Regions from separate parts of the Homo sapiens genome. Here region 1 is linked to region 2. Evidence: read pairs that join two places in POLR2A ChIA-PET (ENCODE). Cell type or tissue: PC-3. All regions are shown on one strand.

Region 1 (4,000 bases), 78 kb after region 2:
ATCGCTTGAACCTGGAGGTGGAAGATGCAGTGGGCCGAGATCGTGCCACTGCACTCCAGCCTGGCGGCACAGCAACAATCCGTCTCAAAAAAAAAAAAAAAAAAAAAAAGGAGGAAATCTCTGTGACACTTGATTAGGCAACAGTATTCCAGACATGATACCAAAAGCACAAGTGACAATAGAAAAAAAACAGATAAACTGGACATCATTAAAATCTAAAACTTTTGTGCTTCAAGAAAGTGAAAAGATAACCATCAAGTAGGGAAAAAATATTTATAAATCCTATCTGACAAAGGGTTTTTATCTAGAGTATATAAAGAACATTTACATTCAACAATAAAAAGGAAAACATATGAATTTTAAAAAGGGCAAATAATTTAAATAGACATTCCTCCAAAGAAGATATACAAAAATCCAATAAGCAAATGAAAAGATATTCAACATCATTAGCCATTAGGGAAATGCAAATCATAACCACAAAAAAGAGATACTATTTCATACCCATTAGGATGTGAAAATCAAAAACAGAGACAACTCATAGTTTTGGCAAGGACAGGGAGAAACTGGAACCCTCAAACATTGCTGTTAGTAAAAGGGCACAGCGACTTTGGAAAACAGTTTAGAAGTTCCTCAAAAAGAGGAAATACAAAAAGTTATCATATGAACCAACAATTCCACTCTAGCTATACACTCAAGAGAAATAAAAACATATGTCCACACGAAAACTTACAAACAAATGTTCATAGCAGCATTATTCATAATGGCCAAAAGGTATAAACAAATCAAATGCCCCTCAACTAATGGCTAAACAAATTGTGGTATATCCATACAATGGAATATTATTCAGCCATAAAGGGAATGAAGTTCCTACTACAACGTGGATGAACCTGAAAAACATTATGCTAAGTGAAAGCAGCCATTCACAAAAGACCACCTATTATGATTTTACTTATATACAATGTCCAGAATAGAAAGCAGCCATTCACAAAAGACTACCTATTATATGATTTTACTTATATAAAAATGTCCAGAATAGACAAATCTGTAAAAACAGAGAAGTAGATCAGTGGTTGCCAGGGGCTTGGGGGAGGAAGAAACAGACCGTGGCTGCTAACAGGTATGGGGTTTCTTTTGGAGATGATGAAAATGTTCTAAAATTAGATACTGGTGTCGAATGTACAAGTCTGTGAAGATAGATATATATATAACCACTGAATTACTGAATTGTACATTTTAAAAGGGTGAATTTGATAGAATGTAAATTATATCTCAATAAAGCTGTTATTAAAAAATGGAGGACAAACTTGACACTATAGGTCTATTTCAGTTAAAATGATATAACCTATTCTAAGAATTCTTTGGTTATTTATTCAGGTCATTCTTGCCTAAAAACTAACTTGTCTGATGTTGGGAATAACTATTTGAAGCACAGAGAATGCATATAGCACACTCATAGATGGTTATCTGTGACAGGAAATCTCTTGACTAGGCTGTAGGCTCCTAGTGAACAGAAGCCTTGTCAGATTCATCTCTTTATCTCCAGTACCTAAAAGAAGTCCTGTTTCCCTTTGTGTCAATGAAGGCATGCTACTGGATGCAATGCAAAAGTCTTCTTTAGTCACGTCAGAACAATGCAGTGTGTGTCCATTTCCATTTCAAAATTTAAAAAAAGGCAAAGGGAAGAGATGACATCCTTTCTTTATTGGGGCTGGGGAGGAGCTCACATTGTGGACTGTCTTTCGTTCTCTCACTCACCTGCCTTTGCTGAAGAGGGACGAGACAGTTTCTGGCTATAGATGTGTGCAGCACTTTGGAAGGAAGAAAAGGGACCAATGGTGTGACTTCCTGATCGACAGCGTGGCAGGCCAGTAGGGCTTGGGATGTTCTGTGCCCCGGGATGTAGGCAGGGAGAAGCACTGGCAGAGACTGTGTTCAGTAAAATTGTTGGCTGGTGAGGCATGCTGGGGATAGCTGAAGGAATTTGAGATAAAGAAGAATGGTGGCAAGGCCCTGGAGAGAGGTCAGAGGTTGTAACAGATGACAAATGGGTGTTGGGAATTTTCTGCAGAGTAGCAGTAGGACCAGAGGAGGAATTGCTATAAACTAATTTTGCCTCTTTTTCTGCTGAAGTGGTAAATCCTATTAAAAACAAAACAAAACAAGACATCATTATAGGAAAAACAAACATACAATCTCTATAAAACAAATATTTTTAAAACATAAACATCACAATAATCTTGGCATGAAACAGAAATCATGAAAAATACAGACTTTAATGAGTGTTCATCATAAACTTAATGATTTTTGCCTACCAGAAACAACCTGGCAACAGAAATAGGAATTTACTTTTATTCCTTTCTAAAAGCTGGAGTTGGGACTACCTCTATGAAACAGAGCAGGCATGTCTTACACATGTTAGGACATCAAGATGAAGTCTCCACTAGCAACAGCTAATTCCTCTCCCCCTTCTTTTCACCCTTCTAGGAACAAAGAATGCACTTAGAATTTCTAAACTTAAGAAAACGAAAAAGTCTTTGGAAGGAAAATAGCTTATCAATAGATAAGAGAAAATTCTAAGGGAAAAGGAAAAAGAAAAATATTTCTTTGGGGTAATGTTCCATGCTTTAGAAATATTTAATATCTGATGACTATTTCCTTCTTTTAGGAAATTATCAGAGAGCAGCAAATCTAGGTAGGTTTGAAATCACTCACGAGATAATTTATCAGAATGAATTTCTGTCGTCTGTTGCTGTTTAGGTGGCTTTATTTTCACTTCTTCCATTATAGTCTCAGGGTGATCTGAAATAAGAAATAATGAGCTTGGACTCTCTTATAATCAATTGCAAGTCCGCTGTTCTATACATAATTTTATTCCCAAAAATATAACACAACTGCTAATCAATGCTGGGAAACATGGCACGTCTCATCACACTTTTCCAAAGATGAAGACACCCACAGCCCTAAGGAGTAGGCAACCAATTAAATGATTCCCAGCTATTCCCAATCCCAGCTACAGTTAACTGAACTGGCGAACGGTACCTAAACCCAGGGCAGCCATCCACGGACAGCCAACAAGCTAGGGCTTATCTGGAAAAATAATAATAATAATAAGGGCAGTCAGATTTATGCCAGGAATTCAGACTGAGGGTTCTAAGAGATCACGCTGGTTGGTGGTAGCCCCTGGAGCCAAGAAGTTACAATATATATGGAGCAGCGAAGCTACCCCGAGACAGCAAGAGCGGTCCCACTATTTCTTGGCATAATACCTGGATACTACGATGGCTCTGTATCTTAAACTCCTCAGCTTTTTTTTTTTTTTTTTTTTTTTGAACAAAGTTTCACTCTTGTTGCTGCCTAGGCTGGAGCGCAATTGCGCGATCTTGGCTCACTGCAACCTCTGCCTCCCAGTTCAAGCGATTCTCCTGCCTCAGCCTCCTGAGTACTTGGGATTTACAGGTGCCTGCCACCACACCCGGCTAATTTTTGTATATTTAGTAGAGACAGGCTTTCACCATGTTGACCAGGCTGGTCTTGAACTTCTGACCTCAGGTGATCCACCTGCCTCAGCTTCCCAAAGTGCTGGGATTACAGGCGTGAGCCACCATGCCCGGCCTAAACTCTTCAGTTTTACTGGAGATAGGTTGATCAGTATATTCAATAATAGTATCACTCTAATCAATTTTGACATTAATAACTAATTTTTTCCACTACAGAATTTTGAAACAGAATAGCCAGAGCTAATCATATATAAAAATATTCCAAAATCTTTGTCAAGGGCTAGAATCATACAAAAACTTAAGAAAGGCCATTTTATAGATCATCTTTCAGAGTGAAAGAATAAAGACATACGAATTTTCTCCCCTCCATCGCCAATAGCAGTGGTAACACTGTCACACACTTGTTTGTTCATGTTTGAAATGACTCCAGATACTATACTATCAAATGTCATAATGTTGTTTCCTTGATTGACGTCTTCCTACTGCCCCCGCCGGCCAGTTAT
Region 2 (4,000 bases):
CAACTGAAATAGCAATTTCATTCCCCTGTGATTGCCAGAAGACCTACAAGAAGAGTCCAGAGAGCTTCCAATGCAGGATGGGGGGCTAACTTAAGGCAGGAACAGATGCATGATCATTTTCTCTAACATCAACTTCAAAAGGAAAAGGGTTCATCACACAGAATTTGTTTTCTCTCAACCACCCATCAGTTAAATATCTAAATATTTTTTAGAAGTTGTTTATATTTGAGCTTATGTCCCTATGACTGGGTAACATAAATGGTGTGGGAAGACACTTTTTTTCATTATTCCAAATTTACCTCACAGGGTCCCCACTGAGGCTGACAATCTGTACACCTGAGGAAGGCGAAGGGCCGGTGGCCTTTTTGAGTAGTCAGTACCTATGCTATGTTATAGTATTTGTTAAATACTTTGACTATCTTCCTTGCCCAAATTATTTATTTATTTAGAGACAGGGTCTCAATCTGTAGCCCAGAATGGAGTGCAGTGGTGCAATCACAGCTCACCGTAGCCTCAACCTCCCCATGCTCAGGTGATCCTCCCACCTCAGCCTCCTGAGAAGCTGGGATTCTAGGTGTGTGCCATCATGCCTGGCTAATTTTTATATATTTTTTTTGTAGAGACGGGGGTTTAACCATGTTGCCCTGACTGGTCTCAAACTCCTGGGCTCAAGCGATCTGCCCACCTCAGCCTCCCAAAGTGCTTGGATTGCAGGCGTGAGCCACTGCACCCAGCTCCAAATTCTAGATTCTGGTGACCATGTCTGTGTACTTCCTAGCAGAAGTCTTTACAACTATAGCCTCCTACATTTCCCCTCTCAGATCACTTTTCCCAGTAGAAAAGACCCCATTTATACTACTTCATTCCCATTTGGCTATTATTAAAACAAAATACCTGACGATAACAAGGGTCGCTGAGGATGTGGAAAAACTGGAACCCTTGTGCAATGCTGGTGGGAAAGTAAAATGGTACAGTTACTCTGGAAAACACTTTAGGGGTTCCTCAAAAAGTGAAACACAAAATAACCAAATGATCCAGCAATTTTTCTTGTAGATATATACAGAAAAGAATTGAAATCAAAACTAATAACCGTACACCAATGTTCATAGCAGCATTGTACAAAATAGGCAAAAGGTGAAAACAACCCAAATGTCCATCAACAGATGAATCTACATACAATATTACTCAGGCTTAAAGAGAAAGGAAATTCTGACATATGCTGCAGCACATGTACAGAACCTTGAAGACATTATGCTAAGTGAAATAAGTCAGTCACGAAAGAACAAATATTATATGATGCCACTTATGTGAGGTACCTGGAATAGGCAAATTTTAGAGACAGAAAGTAGAATGGTGATTATCAAGGGCTATGGAATTAGGGAATAGGAAGTCATTTTTCAGTGAGTACAGAGCTTCAGTTTGGCATAATGACAAAGTTCTGGAGACAGATGGTGGCTAATAGTTGCAAAACAGTATAAATGTACTAAATACCACTGAATTGTACACTTTAAAATGGTTAAAATGGTAAATTTTATGCTAAATATATTTTAGTATGATTTTCTAAAGGTCTCATTTCTTTTGAGAACAGTCTTGTCAGTCCTTCCATCTCCTTAACACTTTTGGTTATTCTTCTTGGGACCATCTTTAATTACACTGTATTTCTTTTCCTTTTTAGGTACAGTGACAGGAAAATTGTACATAGAAGAAACATAAGACTTTCATAATGAACAACCTTGCTCCAAACCCTGGTTAAGGGGGCTTAGAAAAATGAAAGGGTGCCTAAATTGAGAAAAGTATTCATAGTGATTTAAATCAGTGTTATTCTTTCCTTTGTCATTAAAGTCATTTCAATGACAGAGGTGTAGGAACCCTGAAGTGAGGCTACACAGACCTTCCAGAGTCCTCACCTAAAAGCCACATAGGGTTATTTATAGCCTGGGTCCTGATGACTCAACAGAGCACTGAAGGAGGGAGCAAAGTGAAATGTTTGCCAAGCTCAGAAGTCCATGCTCCTCTGTTGCCTGTGCCCTCCCTCACAACCTGGTCTTTTCGGGCCTCTGCTTTGGTTTCCCAACTCTCTTAGAGAGATTTCCAAATCTCTCGTTAAGGGTAAGTCCGTGAACTGTATTCTTTCGGCTTTCTATCCCATAATCTCACCTCTGATATGTCACATCCCTTACTCATCTCCTCCCACAGTTTGGCTCCCACAGTTCAGTTGCTCAATTGTATACCATCTCCTAATCTTCTTGGAGAACACACCAAAAAGCTCAGAGCTTATCTATTAAGTTTTCTGAGTGCGACATTTGATCTTCAGTGATCCTTCTTGAAGTGCCTCAGTGTGCATGTTATCAGACAGTTAAAAGGGCATGATCTTTCCCAAGAGACTTCTAGACGTATGGAGAAACATGGTGAGCACTGATCAAATATAAATAAATACTTCAATACATTAGTGAAATGTTAACATTATTCACAAAGCAGGGTGCTGAGTGACAGTAAAACAGGATGACATCGTTAGGAAAGGAGGAGCCTGAGGAACCTATTATCTCTTTTCTCATTAGTGAGGGAAGAGAAAAGCTTACTGAAGATAAAACACCCAAAACTACTCAACAGCTACTGGCTCAGCTAAAGGAACGGAGTGAGCTGTGAACGAAAGGGGGAGCCACCAAGAAAGGTATCTAGGTTCAAGGCAGGAGTGGGCTGATCCAGTGAACAAATGAATACAAAGGAAAGAAACAGGTGAAAAAGAAGAAACTGCTTTAGCTGGCTAACCTTGAGATTTCCACACCAATTAGGGCAGGTGCTGCTTTGAATCCAGAATTAAACTATTAGTTACAACTGGACTAAAGTTCAGAAAGCCCATCAACAGTGGTTCTGCTTTCGTTCCTGCTTTGCTGGTTACAGAAGTTGCTAGCTACAGAAAGCAATCTAGACTCAGTGATTAGATTTTACAGTATTTATATAACTATGAAGCTTACATCAGAATTCATCTCACTGGCTAGATTGGTTCATTTGCTAAAAGCTGTTTTAATAACAAATATCCCCAGGAGACATTCACTTTAATGCCTTCTTGTGTATCAGAAATCAAAGTCTGAAACCAAACCAGGCCCCTTTATGTGGGGATGATCATGGACAGGTTTGCAGGTGTGTGAATATGAGGTGGGGGTCTGTGGATATATAAAGGGTAGGACAGTGGGCAAGAGAAGATCAAATAAGGAATTATGGATAAGAAAGGATGTGTTCCTCCAACTGCACACATATTGAACGGACTGGAACATCATAAACTTTTATAATGAAATCTGTTTTTAATCTCCTCAGTAACATAAGCCCAGTCTACAAATCACAAAAGGAAGTTTCTCAAGCAAGTAGAGGCTTTTAGCAAAGAGGCAGGCATTTTTACACTGCAACACTGGGTGGGGGCAGAAATGCTCAGCTGTGTAATGTAATAAGTGCCACGAGAAACTTGCTTGCTTTGAGTTACAGTGGGTGTCACTCAGCCCATGGTTTCTCACACTTAAAGCACAAGCCTTGGGGTTTGCAGTATGCTAATGCTATAATGATTGACACAGCGGAGGCCAGGTGTACCATAACTTGGCCTTTCCTTGATTTCTGGTGCCCAAGTTTATATATCTAAATATTCCTTTCTAGGCATCTCATACTTTCTATTTCAATGCAAAATTCCATCCCATTCTTGAACCTCAACGAATTCTATTTTTCTAATAATGTTTTTTCTACTCCTACCAAAAATTTTGAGGTTCAATCATTCTCTCCAAAATTTAGTGTTTTTCCTTGCTCAATGCTAAAACATAATATTGTACACAGGCCCCGTAAATATCTTCTAATTGATTTACTTTACTTCTACAACAGAGTACACAGAGCCAAGAGAATTAGCTGTGGGAAGGTTCTGTGCTTAACATCTGATTCAAAGTGAATTAGGCTGTATTTCCCCTTTACATATGTAGCAAATAGGCAACAATATTGCAAATTTTTCTAAATACTACAT

What was found. ChIA-PET counts read pairs that join two places held together with the same protein. Peaks named below come from ENCODE experiments on the same cell type or tissue, not always from the same donor. Only the 100,000 strongest peaks of a DNase experiment are listed, where the experiment ranks them.
Region 1: POLR2A ChIA-PET joins it to region 2 with 8 read pairs; 6 of 35 experiments call an interaction of 5 or more read pairs at or near these places.

Annotation. Positions count from the first base shown.
Region 1 is chr14:75,781,286-75,785,285 of GRCh38, reverse strand. TTLL5 (tubulin tyrosine ligase like 5) reads right to left here. Exons shown (of 32, transcript NM_015072.5): 25 at 2,713-2,799; 26 at 1,756-2,139. Among named protein-coding and RNA genes, the nearest start is that of TTLL5, 120 kb to the right of the region's middle. In PC-3, no CTCF peak of the experiment used is centred here; no DNase peak of the experiment used is centred here.
Region 2 is chr14:75,859,395-75,863,394 of GRCh38, reverse strand. The region is part of intron 28 of TTLL5 (tubulin tyrosine ligase like 5); the gene reads right to left. Among named protein-coding and RNA genes, the nearest start is that of TGFB3, 120 kb to the left of the region's middle. In PC-3, no CTCF peak of the experiment used is centred here; no DNase peak of the experiment used is centred here; H3K27ac peaks cover 2,661 bases.